Regions from separate parts of the Mus musculus genome. Here region 1 is linked to region 2. A link is a contact called in ENCODE Hi-C or POLR2A ChIA-PET data. All regions are on one chromosome and are shown on one strand. Each heading gives the region's core, a stretch centred on a gene start or an enhancer-like site at or near the end of the contact. The rest is flanking DNA. Distances are from core to core; before and after follow the strand shown.

Evidence for each region. A loop is a pair of places that touch in the nucleus more often than their neighbours do. ChIA-PET counts read pairs that join two places held with the same protein, here RNA polymerase II (POLR2A).
Region 1: a map of heart shows a loop between it and region 2 (2.0-fold over the local background). The contact joins the promoter of Zfp942 here to the promoter of Zfp995 in region 2. A Hi-C loop is called at or near these places in 1 of 37 maps with a recorded cell type or tissue (heart). POLR2A ChIA-PET finds 5 or more read pairs at or near these places in 1 of 5 experiments (Patski).

What each region holds. Positions count from the first base shown.
Region 1 is chr17:21,960,658-21,967,467 of GRCm38, forward strand. It overlaps Zfp942 (zinc finger protein 942), which reads right to left and starts at 1,807. Exons shown (of 6, transcript NM_001199048.1): 1 at 1,599-1,807. It overlaps Zfp943 (zinc finger prtoein 943), which reads left to right and starts at 1,902. Exons shown (of 4, transcript NM_001025373.2): 1 at 1,902-2,162. It also overlaps the pseudogene Gm7805 and the pseudogene Gm7809.
Region 2 is chr17:21,906,924-21,913,260 of GRCm38, forward strand. It overlaps Zfp995 (zinc finger protein 995), which reads right to left and starts at 3,003. Exons shown (of 5, transcript NM_001256493.1): 1 at 2,631-3,003; 2 at 1,126-1,273.

The DNA of each region.
Region 1 (6,810 bases), core at 557-3,056, 53 kb after region 2:
AGACATGGAGGAAGAAAGAGAAAATATCATGCCAAAGTCTCGTTTTCTGTGAGGATTTCATTTTACTCTATGAGATGTGAGACTCATTCATACACAGTTCACACAAATGCAGAGTTGTTTTCCCAGGACCTCTTAGTAGGGGCAAGGAAGACTACAAGAAAACTATTCTGACCCACAGAATCAAGGCTGCTGCACTTCTCTAACAGGTCTGTGAAAAAAAGCCCTGACTCTAGGGTCTAGGTGTTCTCACAACTACAAGAAGTCCAAAGTCTGAGAAACTACTAACAACAAACTATGAAACAAAAATAAAAACAAAATAAAACAAAACAAAAAAAAATAGTTTGGTCACATGTGCGTGGACACAGTGCTTTTCTTGAACTAAGGAGACATTTTTCTGATGTAAGTGAGCAATCACAGTTATTCAAAAGATGCTTTCCTATTTTTAAAAACTCTATACTGACTTTTCTATCTATAAAAACATCTTCCTCTCACAGCATGCATACTGGGCTGGACTATATCACAAGAGGAATGGCTAACTTAAGTGCCTATTAACACATCAAAGTCGACATTTTTGGCTAGAAGCTTTCCTGGCTCCTGGTTTTTCTCTTGGTCCCTCCCTGACCCCCATACCTAGTTCAGTCTGGACTCTTCAAGTGGCCTCTGGTTGTTTTCTGGTTCATACTGTAAAACCCAAAAATACCGTGTAAGCACCACCTTCGCAAGAACCAGGTACCTTCTTGGAATGCTGGGAGTTTTAGTTCTTGAGAAAATTGCAAAACCTCATGCATGGGAAAGTATGGTGGCCTATAGGTTTGTCTTTATAAAGCTCTGGAGCATGTGACCAAAGTCCATCTCTTGGTTAGTATTTAACAACCCTTACTCAAATGGTGGAATTGTTTGTTTGTTTGTTTTCTCCAGCTAATCTGAGCATTATCATGACCTACAATTAACCTTCTCCTCAGCCACACCTTTGGACAGTCATCATCTCATTTTCATTCAGCCGTAAGGTGTGATGTTAATAACTAAGCATATGAAGACACATGTCTGAATGCTGTATTTACATCAAAGAGAGCATGCATCTAAGATGGAACTCTAACGGGGAGCAAAACTTTGGTCAGTAAAACTTAATGTTTACAGTCATAATTTTGGTGCTTCGTAATGTATATTTTCTGATTCACTCAAATGTGTACTGGTTCCTCATAAGACTAATATCTACAAAGCTCTCTGGGAATGCCTATTTCCCAGGCCAGAGGCCACTCTCTCCTGAGTAGGCAAATGATGGGTCAAGGGAGTTAAGAAATCTAAGTTCGAGAAGCTTTGTAACTGCTGTAACAAAGAGAACCCCGTGTGCAAACTACAGTACTGCAAATGTTCTACGACACTATTTTCGGAAACCATTCTGGTAACCATAAGATAAATGAAACAAACAAACAAACAAACAAACAAACCACGATACACCCAGTTCATAGGATCTCAAACCTCCTGACAATGATAAAAATCCACAGCAGAATTGTGAGCGCGGCGTCCTTAAGAGCAACTGCAGAAAACAAGCCCCTGCTCCGCTCCAGCCCATTTCCCAGCCCCGCAGCTCCTCTGACCTGCAAGGTTCCAGGGCCGCCGGGCTGCGGTGCCCGCGGCTGCGCGGCTGATGGCTGACTCTCCCAGGTCAGCACAGGAAACCGCATCTGAGGAGAGTTTACGGCCTTCGAAAAGAACCAGGCCAGGGTAAGTCGCCCGCAGTGGGAGTAGAGACAACTTGGCTCCAACAGGTACCTAAGGGGACGCGGTTCCCAGTCTCTGGCCACGATCTTTGGAGCGGCTCCCCTAGCCCCGCCCAGGACACCACGGTTCCGGTCACGTGACAGCGCTAACGCCTTCAGGCCCGCCGCTTTCACTTCCTTAATTACGTTGGTAGAGTCCGTCCAGCTGCGTTCTCTTCTAGGTCGCCAGCTCCAAATGTCCAGGCCAGAATGACGTGAAAAGCCACCATTCCCCTTGCTACCTGTGTAATCCATGTGTACTCGAACTGAGCGCTGGTTTTTCGGCCCCAGTTTCCTCCGGAAACCGGAAAGCTCCTCAGACGCAGTTTCCTGGCTGCGGACCTGGGAGAGTCAGCAGCGCAGCGGCGGGCACCGCAGCCCGGTGGCCCCGGAAGGTCCCAGGTCAGAGGCGCTGCGGGGCTGGGAAACGGGAGGGAGCGGAGCAGCGGGGTGTTTTACGCAGCTGCTTTTATGGATGCCGCTCTCACAGTTCTGTTATCTTACCGTTGTCGGGAAATTGAGATCCTGTGAACTGGGGGTCTATCATGATTTTTTTTTTCATTTATCCTCCAGTTATCAGAATATTCAGTTGTAAAATAACTCATTAAAAATGATAGAGCAGTTGCATTATCTGCTGTTTGCTATTGTGTCAATCACAAAGCATACGGGACGTAAATGTATTCATGTTTCTAACACCCGTGTTTTACTAATTGCTTATTCAAGAGAATACCTTTTACTTCGCTAAATAGAACTTTGTATTTATACTAACCATATGAAGAACCAGTACAGATTCTTTTTTTTTTTGAACGAGAAAATATACTTTATGTTATGCTATGGTTGTGATTGTAAACATTAATATTTACTAAGTAGACTTTAGTGTTGTATGCAGTTTCGGATGTAAATAAAGCATTCAGAAGTGCGTCTTCATATGCTGAGTTCTTATGGTACACCTTAGGGCCAGGCAAGCTCACTATTGCTATGTGAGTGTATCAGACCACTCTATTGTTATGATTAGAAAACCCAGTATAGATTAAAGTTTTAGAAAGCATCTTTTGTACAACTACGATCACTCTCCTGTATCAGAAAAAAGATCTCTGTGGTTGAAGAAAAGCGCTCTGCACCTACATATGTGGCCAAGCTTTTTTTTTTTTTTTTTTTTTTTTTTTTTTTTTTATTGTAGGGTTTGTTATCATCAAGTCCTGTGGTTGTGGACATCCTGTAGGAGTGGGAATGCTTAGACTCTGCTGACAGGGATTTTTGCAGAGATCTCCCTTTGGACAAGTGTAGCAGTCTGGTTTCTATGGGAGACAATAGTTTTCTTGCAGTCTCTCCAGCTTTCTTTTCAGGATTCCTGGGAGAATGACTCTCTTTGTGTCTGAGCTATGTGTGAATGAGACTCACATCTCACATAGTTAAATGAAATCTTTAGATTAAAAGGGACATTTTTATTTCTGATATTTACTCTTTCCTTCACAGTTTCCTTTTTGGAGGCATCATTCATGAATGTATTTATGTATTTATTTATTTACTTTCAACACAGCAAAAGCTTTATTTGTACAATCTTTACTGGACAATTTGGGGCTGTGTTACTGAGTAAACACCTGTCGTCTCAGGCCTGTTACTAAAATGGTAATAGATACAAATCAGACTTACTGGTGACAGTCCTTTTGGTCCTGTCTTATTTATAACAGTTTCTATAGCACTGCAGCCTTCAGTGGTACTGTACCACTCTGGAAAAGATACCTTCAGGCTCCTTTCCATCCCCCAAAGCTGCAGCAAATCCTTCCTGCTGCCTCCTCTTAGCCAAAGCAGCCAAAGATTTAAGCGTCTATGGTTCGTAGATGGCCAGGTCCACAGGTACTTTCCGGTTGAGCTCCACCTGGCACTTCATTAAGTTGACAGTGAATTCGGGGTACTGTAAGCCATGCTCCTGGGAGGCAGCTGTAATTGGATTAATCCAGAGGGTCCTCAAAGTTCTGCTTCTTAAGTCTGTGGGACTTCGTACACGAAGGCTCTGGTCACCGCCCTGACTGCCAGCAGGTAGCAGTGATTCTTCCTTCCCCTAAAATCTTAAAATGTAGAGCATGTTTCAGCACCTCCTATACCTGCCAATAGCGACCAGTGAGGCGGTTCCGCAGCCACAGCCACGTCATAAGGAATACCATGATGGGCTCCCGAATCCTGAGGACGCATCATTTATTTTTGTACCATGAAAAGTTCTGAATGCTTTCTTATGAATCTTTCCCATATGCAGGGGCCCCCTGCCCAGTCAGTGCTACTTACCTGTGAATCTGAGAGCCCTGGATGGTGAAGAGAGGAAAGAGTAGCAAAGGATCCTGTATGTTAGAGGGAATGAGGAACGATTGGGAGGGGCTTCAAGTCCCAGTAGAAAGGGGACATGAGATTGGTTTGGCCAGATTCTATTTCCTTCCAAATAGTTCTGGATATTTGCACCATGAATAACATCAGAATATTCCCATTGTAAGTAGTAGAAGACTATGTAAGAATTAATATACAGAGGCAAATATAATTTAATTTGGTTTTGTATGTGAAGAATGCTGTTTCTTTTCCATTCATATCTTCTTATTATAATTATGTTTGTCAGAACAATGGATGCCTCTTAGTTTTTCTTGATATTAGAGTTTTGGAGCATTTTGTATTTCCTTTAGGTTCTCTTGTCTTTTATGGTTAATTTCTCCATTTCCTAAAACAATGCCAGCTCAATTTTGATAACATTTGATTAATATTTCTGCATAATATTAAACCTATCTATATTACCTTTCCATTGATATCTGCTGTTGTCTGTCTTCTTGTCAACTGTCAATATTTTGCTATAATTTTAATATATTTTGAAATCACCCATGATTTTGATTCTTCTCTAATTTTTTAAAGTCTTAATGGTTTCACATTTCATGAATGTGCTTGGAATAATAGAAATAATTCTCTATTTATATTTCAAAATGTCTGTAGGATTTTGGTATTTCAAATCTTAAAATCATCCTTTTATATTTCTTCACATGATTAAATAAGAACATTCTAGCTGTGACTCAGTATTTGGGTCTTTTTTGGGTCTTTTATGTATACTCTGTCTTCTTTTGATGTCAACATTCAAGATTCTTAATGATAAAATTTTCTAAACTCAGGTCTTTACTAGATTTGAAGACTTTTTTGTTTTTGTTACTGCTATTTATTTATTTATTTATTTATGACGCTTTGTCTATGTAGTCCTGGCAGTTCTGTGACTCTGTAGATAAGGCTTCCATTGTACTTAGAGATCTCCCTTCCCCAGCCTCTCAAGAGCTGGGATAAAAGATTTGAACCACCTGGCCTTCCTGACTTGTTCTGACGTGGACACAGGGGACAATGCTGCATGAAATTTAAGAAGATTGTGTGTCTTCTGCTGTTGTCTGGGTGGTTTTCTAGAGGCCTGCTACTCATTACTGGTTTTTTTATTTTGTGTGCTGTAAAATGTAAGAGAAGGATCAAAATCAGTGGTAGACATTGAGGCTTACCTGTATCACTGTATATTTGTTTCATACAGTTCTGTCATTGCTTGTTTTATATATTTGGAAACTTTTGTGAAATGCATTCCTGTTGATCATATAGTTTTCTGGAAATGTACCATTTGATCATTTGTTAATATTCTTTCTTTTGTAAGTTGATAGATTCTGCTTTTTCTCTTACCTGCCATAATTGTTTTCAATCTTCCTTATAAATTTCCTTGAGTCTTAGCAATTTTTAACTTTTTTAAATTTCTGCAAAAATTTATTTGACCAAAATGTAGAAAAAGTGATACTATTACGTATGATACAATAGCAAGAACGTAAAGAACAGAGTAGATTTTATCAATTGCACAGTTTACTCAAAGTTCATCTCCCTGGTAGTGTTATACTTAATAAATAGGAGTGAGGGGCAGGGGTTCAGATAAGCTAGAAGCAGGGTGACTTTCAGTCAGGACTGTAAACTTGAGTTGGCCCTGCACTGCTGGGGAATGTGGAATGTTTCAATGTGAGGTGTTAACTGAGAAAGGAAAACTACAAAGCCAAAAAAAAAAAAAAAAATGTGCAGCCTACAGAGCACTCCACATCCAGTTCAATCAGGAGGTCTTGGTCTTTTATGAGTGTCATTCCTGAAGGAATTCAAGTCTTGGCAAAGTCAAGCTTCCATTTGTTGTTCCCTGAACAATGGAGATGAAGTTAAGCCAATTTTTTTTTCTATCACTACTTTGCTGCTGGCGAGACCTTTTGTTGCCCAACAGTTGGTATTAGAATGATGCTCAATGTATTGAAGGCTGGTAGCCTTTTTATTATTTGAGGCAGAGTTTCGCTGTGTAGCCCTGGCTGAAAAGGGTTGGACTCTGCCATATTCCCTGCTGAGTATATCATTAGACCACAGCAGAAAAGTCCTGGAATAAGATGCTTGCTCCTCAGAGAATAATTCTGGAGTGAAGGAAAGATGTAACATGGAACAGCATTAAAGCTCAATCAGAAGGCACATGGGCAACAATGATCACCCCAGCATTCTCGCTTGGAATGCTTAAAGACAATCTTTTCTGTACGTGGGAGTGTGGAGCAGACTCAGTATGATCAGGCTAATCTAGTTGTGCTTTATAACTTCCCATAGAAGACTGTTAATTTTTGCTCTGGGTGGAAAATTTCTACATAATTTCTTGTGACAACCCCTAGCCTCACAAAACTTCCCCAACAGCATCCAGCTACGATTGGATACTTGAACCTGTGCTTCAAAGTGTGGAGCTGACTAATTCCCAAGAACCAAATGCCCTCAGCCTTAAGCAACTATACTCAGTGTAAAATTCCCTGCCTATTTTAGGAATAAATGCAATTTAAGAATAAGAATAATCAGAGGAGCTGGTACCATTTGAATGGAAAAGGAAAGAATTAAACATAATTGGTGTTCAAAGCTTGTCTAACAAAATATTTGGTCATGAATTAATTATCTGCTTGGCATTTCCTGCAAGGTGGAGACCTGGTAATAAGCAGAACTTCTTACAAAAGAGGAAGACAGGGCACACTCCCTGGAGTGGAGTTGG
Region 2 (6,337 bases), core at 1,753-4,252:
AACTTATAAACAAAGTATATTAACAAAAGATCAAATGGTATATTTCCAGAAAACTCTATGATCAACATGAATGCATTTCACAAAAGTTTCCAAATGTATTAAACAATCATGACATGATTGTAGGAAGCAGATAGATGGTGATGCAGATAAGCTTCAATATCTACCATTTGGAAAGACAACCATGAACGGCGCTGAAAACCAGTATTGAGTAGCACAGCTCTGGAAAACCATCCACAGGACAGGAGAAGAACAATCTTCTCAAACCTCATGCAGAAGTCTCAAGTGTGGTCATGTCAGGACAAGTCAGAAAGGCCAGGTGGTGCAAGCCTTTTACCCCAGCACTGGAGAGGCTGCGGCAGCAGATGTCTCAGTTCAAGCACTGGCTTATTTTCTGAATTCCAGAACTTCCGGGACTACCTAGACAAAGTGTCTCAAAAAAGAAAAATAACAACAAAGAAAAAAATTCTTCAAACCTACTAAAGATTGCAGAGTAAAAAAATGTCTTCTCCACACCTAACCCTCAAGAGACTTGAGGCCTCAGGGAGTGGGTAGGTCTAGTGGGTGGGGATGAGAGGTGGGGATGCAAATCTTGCACAAATGATAAGAAGACAGACTACAGCGGGTATCAGTGGGAAGGTAATATAGACAGAGTTTAATACCTTGCAAAGTTACTAAACAAATCTTATCAAAATCTTGCTGGCATTATTTTAGGTAACTGAGAAACTAACCGTAAAAGATAAGACAACTTAAAGGAATTACATAATGCTCTAAAACTCTATGAGCAGAAAAAAAAAAATAACAGGCATCAAGTGTTCTGACTAAACATTACATAAGAATATAACAATAAAAATGTTTAATATTGGTAGGAAGATATGATCAGGAATGTGAATGGGAAGGGGACAATATCTCTCACATACAAACCAATGAAATTACATTTGCCTCTGTGAATTACTTCTTACATAGAAAGTCTTCTAAACCCTACAGTGGGGATATTCTGATGTTATTCTCACTGCAATTATCTAGAAATATTTAGAATGAAATAGAATCTGGCGAAACAAATCTCATGTCCTCTTTGTACTGGGATTTGAGCCCCTCCCCATCCCTTCTTCACTCCCTCTAACATACCTGGATCTTTGCTAGTTTCCTCTCTTCACCATCCAGGGCTCTCAGTTTCACAGGTAAGCTGAACTACCTGAGGAGTGAGACACTTGCACATGGGAAAGAGTCTTCAGAAAGCACCCAGAACTTTTCATGGAACAAAAATGAATGATGCCTAAAAAAGGATAAACATGAAGGAGAGAGAAAATATCAGAAATATAAATGTCTCTTTTCCTCTAAGCATGTAGGCTCAGACACATGCACATTCATTCTCCCTTGAACCCTGAGGAGGAGCTAGAGAGACTTCAAGAAAATTATTGTCACTCACAGAAACCAGACTGCTGCACTGTCCAAAAGAGATCTCTGCCAAAAGCCCTGTTTGCAGGGTCTAGGAATTCCCATTTCTCCTACAAGAAGTCCACTGACACAGCACTGAATGATAACAAACCCTAGAGTAAAAAACAACAGCTTGGCCACCTATGTGAGGGCAGAGTGCTTTCCTTCAACCAAAGAGACAATTTTCTGATACAGGGGAGTGATCATAATTATTCAAAAGATGTTTTCTAAAACTTTATTTTAATGTATAGTGTGTCGAAGAGACTCCAATATTGGGCTTGCCTGGACCCAAGGAGTAACATAAGAACTCAGCATATGAAGACATAGTTCTGAATGTTTTACTTACATCCTAAACTGCATACAACTCTGATTAAAAAGTTCATGGCCACTAAAATGTCTGCTTAGTAAATATTAGTGTTTACACCCATAACAGTAGGGCTCGATAAAGTATATTTTTTGGTTCAATAAATCTGCACTGGTTCCTCATATAATAGTATATACAAAGCTCTCTGGGGATGCCTATTAACCGGGCCAAAGGCATTCTCTTGAATAAGCAATTAGTAAAACAAAGCAAGAAAGCAAGAACAAATTCACTTTCCACTATCTTTGTAATTGGCACATTAGGAAATAGATGGTGCAACTGCCCTTTTACAAGTTTTTTTTTTCCATTTTTTTATTGGGTATATTTTTACATTTCAAATGTTATCCCCTTTCTCAGTTTCTCCTCCACAAACCCACTATCCCCTACCCCTGCCTCTAAGAGTGTGCTGCCCCACCTACACACTCACTTCTACCTCATCGCCCTAGCATTCCCCTACCCTGGGTCATTGAGCCTGCACAGGACCAAGGGGCTCCCCTCCCAGTGATGACCAATAGGGCCATTCTCTGCTACAAGTGCATCTGGAGCCATGGGTCCCTGCATGTCTACTCTTTGGTTGGTGGTTTAGTCCCAGGGAGCTTGGGTTGGGGCGGGTAGGGTGTTCTGGTTTAACAGTGATTTTATGACTGAATATTCCTGTAACTGTAAGATAAATTTTAAAAAATCACGATAAATCCCAGGTCACAGGATCTCAAACTTCTGGTCAGTGGTAAGATATCTACAACAGAACTGTGAGAGCGGCATCCATAAAAGCAGCTGCGGAAAACATCCCCCTGCTCCGCTCCCTCCCGTTTCCCAGCCCCGCAGCTCCTCTGACCTGGGACCTTCCGGGGCCGCCGGGCTGCGGTGCCCGCCGCTGCGCTGCTGACTCTCCCAGGTCCACAGTCACAAAACCGCGTCTGTGGAGACTTTTCCGGGTCCAGAAAGGGCAAGGATGCGGAAACCGGAAGGTAGAAAGACGATCGGTGGAAGTTCCTGTCACTCAGGCCTGGATCTTAGGAGCTGCTCTCCTAGACCCGCCCAATAAACCGTGGTTATGGTCACGTGGTCCCCCAAATCAGTTTGAGAGCAAGAGCTTTCCCCTCCTTAATTACTACTGCTTTTTTCCTGTTCTGGTCAATGTCCTGGTCTTGCCTTTATCCCTGCCCCGGGGATTCCATTCCCTCCTGCTCAGTCATCAGCTTCCTGCCACACAGCTCCACCTGCGGACCTGCTCTGCACAACCTCCCTACTGCTTGCTGACAGACTAGAAAAAAACTGGTTCCATAGGAAGCTGAACTCTTGACATCTGAGAGTGAGTTCTGAAACCCTCAGATAATAGAGAGGCAGCCTAACTTCTTACCTTTGGACACTAGCCTCCTAGGCTACAATCGCACAGCAAAATATAACCTAGACCCTAAATTCTTTTTTTTTTTTTTTTTTTTTTGTGTAGAGTAGAGTTTATTTAGGGCATGGGGTGGGGCTTTAAGAGAGTAATGGAGGCAAAGAAAGACAGAGAGAAGGAGAGAGTAGGTAAGTGGAGACTGGCCTTGCCCTCCTGGAGAGAGGGTGGAAAGGAATGGAGGGCAGAGGAAGGAACAAGGGAGGAAGAGGCCAGAGAGACAAGACTTTAAGAGATAAATTCCAATTTCTATGTTGCACCCCAACACACAAAACTAAAAATGAGTCCCAAAATTTGGCTTCCTTCCAAAGCATGTATCAAAGCATACATGAAGTATAAGAGGGACCACTGAGATGAAAATGTGGATAAAGACAGATGGAACAGAGAATGGTGGGAGGGTGCTCTGCAAGCTCTCTGGGGAGCTCCAGGGACAACGGTCACTCTGTGGAAACAACAAGGTGTACAACAGGGCAGTTGGAAAGCACTGATAAAGTTAAACTCCAAGAGATTTGTCATGGCCACAATAGCAAAGAAAATAGATAATGCAAATAGTTTGCACAAATATTTTCCTACAAATAGTCTGACAACCATAACATGAATGAAAACATCAGCGTCAGCCCCAGTTCATGTAAGCAAAAATACAGTGATAGCACAACAGAATTTTGATAGCCAGGAAAAATAAAATGCCTTCTGACGTGAGTTTATAGTACTTAAAATTCCATGCAGACGGGAATCGTGGTCAGAATCAGAACGGTAAGGAAAATGGACGTAATAATACTTGAATTCTCAAGGGAAAGGGCATTTGTGTCTGACACATCATTTTATCACTCTGGTCTATAACACAGAAGCTGGTATTTGGGTAAGGAATGCATTGAATATATATTTTTCTTTTGGTAGGATGGCCAGTTTTACTATGTGAATCCTCCTCATCCACAAGCTTGGGAGATCTTTCCACATTCTAGTATATTCTTTAATTTCTGTCTTCAAAAACTTGATTCTTTTATCATAGATGTCTTATACTTGCTTGCAATGTGGTGTGGAAAACATATAATCTCAACTGTTGTTTCTACCCAGGTTTTGATTATTCACTTTCAAGGTAAAAGACATACACAATCTTCATAATATGCCTTTATCAGCCCTAGTACTAGGAATGTATATATCATCTATGCTATTAGTATGTCTATCTCCCAACTATTAATCCCACTATATTTTGCCATGTTTTATTTTGGTTGCTTTGAACTCCAATTAGCCAGCCAACATGGCCATTATCGAAGACTCTTAGCTCATGGTGGCTTCCTCTTCTTCCACCTTCTTTCTCCCCAGGGTTCTTCTCTGACACACCTCCCCACCAAGCCTATTTCTCTTCTGCCCAACTATTAGCTGAAGGCATCTTTATTCACCAATCAGTGATCACTTTGGGGGTAAGGATAAAGAACATCACTTGAGTCTCTGCAGAATCTCTGATCCCTAGGAGGCAACCAGGCCTTGGGCCACTATTTAGCATTACAATATGAGCAAAACACAGAACCTCAACAGCATAGAGTTAACACCAACATACTTTATATTTTTTGAGGCTATTGTGAAAGGTGTCGTTTTCCTGAATTTTTTCTTTTATTCAGTTTGTCATTTGTATAATGGAAGACTATTGATTTTTGTGCATTAATTTTGTATTTAGCTACTTTGGGGAAAGTGTTTATGAGTTATAGAAGTTTCTTGGTGGAAATTCTTGGGTCACTTATGTATACTATCATATCAATTATAAATAGGGTATTTTTAATTCTTTCCTTGCCATCCAAATTGTATCTTCTTATTCTCCTTCAGTTGTCACACTGCTCTAGCTAAGACTTCAAGTACTATGTTAAATAGATAGAGATTTTACTGGAATTGTTTGAGTTTCTTTCCCCTTAATTTGATCTTGGTTCTATGCTTGCTGTAATCTGCCTTTATTATGTTCAGTTATGTCTCTTGAATCTTTAATACCTACAGAACATTTATGGAGAAGGGGTGTTCTATTTTGTCAAAGGCCATTTCTGCATGTTATGAGGTGAACATGCCTTTTTTTCTTCAGTTCTTTTTTCGGTATGGTGGATTATTTTTATTGATTCTTGTATTTTGAACTATCCCTTCATCTCTGAGACAAAGTCTGCTTGATTGTGTTTAGGGATACTTTTTATTCTTGGAAGTATTTTATGGGTATTTTTGCATGTATATTCATAAGCTTCCGTAATTCTCTATACCCACGTTTTTGGTTTGCTATCTGGGTTAACTGGAGCCTCATAAATTGTGGGATGTTCCTAATAATTTGAAGAATATTAATTTTAACTATTTTTTGAAAGTTGCAGAATTTCTTTTTTTTCCATTTTTTATTAGGTATTTAGCTCATTTACATTTCCAATGCTATACCAGAAGTCCCCCATACCCACCCACCCCCACTCCCCTACCCACCCACTCCCCCTTTTTGGCCCTGGCGTTCCCCTGTACTGGGGCATATAAACTTTGCATGTCCAATGGGCCTCTCTTTCCAGTGATGGCCAAATAGGCCATCTTTTGATACATATGCAGCTAGAGTCAAGAGCTCCGGGATACTGGTTAGTTCATAATGTTGTTCCACCTATAGGGTTGCAGATCCGTTTAGCTCCTTGGGTACTTTCTCTAGCTCCTCCATTGGGAGCCCTGTGATCCATCCATTAGCTGACTGTGAGCATCCACTTCTGTGTTTGCTAGGCCCCGGCATAGTCTCACAAGAGACAGCTACATCTGGGTCCTTTCGATAAAATCTTGCTAGTGTATGCAATGGTGTCAGCGTTTGGAAGCTGATTATGGGGTGGATCCCTGGATATGGTAGTCTCTACATGGTCCATCCTTTCGTCTCAGCTTTAAACTTTGTCTCTGTAACTCCTTTCATGGGTGTTTTGTTCCCACTTCTAAGGAGGGGCATAGTGTCCACACTTCAGTCTTCATTTTTCTTGAGTTTCATGTGTTTAGCAAATTGTATCTTATATCTTGGGTATCCTAGGTTTTGGGCTAATATCCACTTATCAGTGAGTACATATTGTGTGAGTTCCTTTGTGAATGTGTTACCTCACTCAGGATGATGCCTTCCAGGTCCATCCATTTGGCTAGGAATTTCATAAATTCATTCT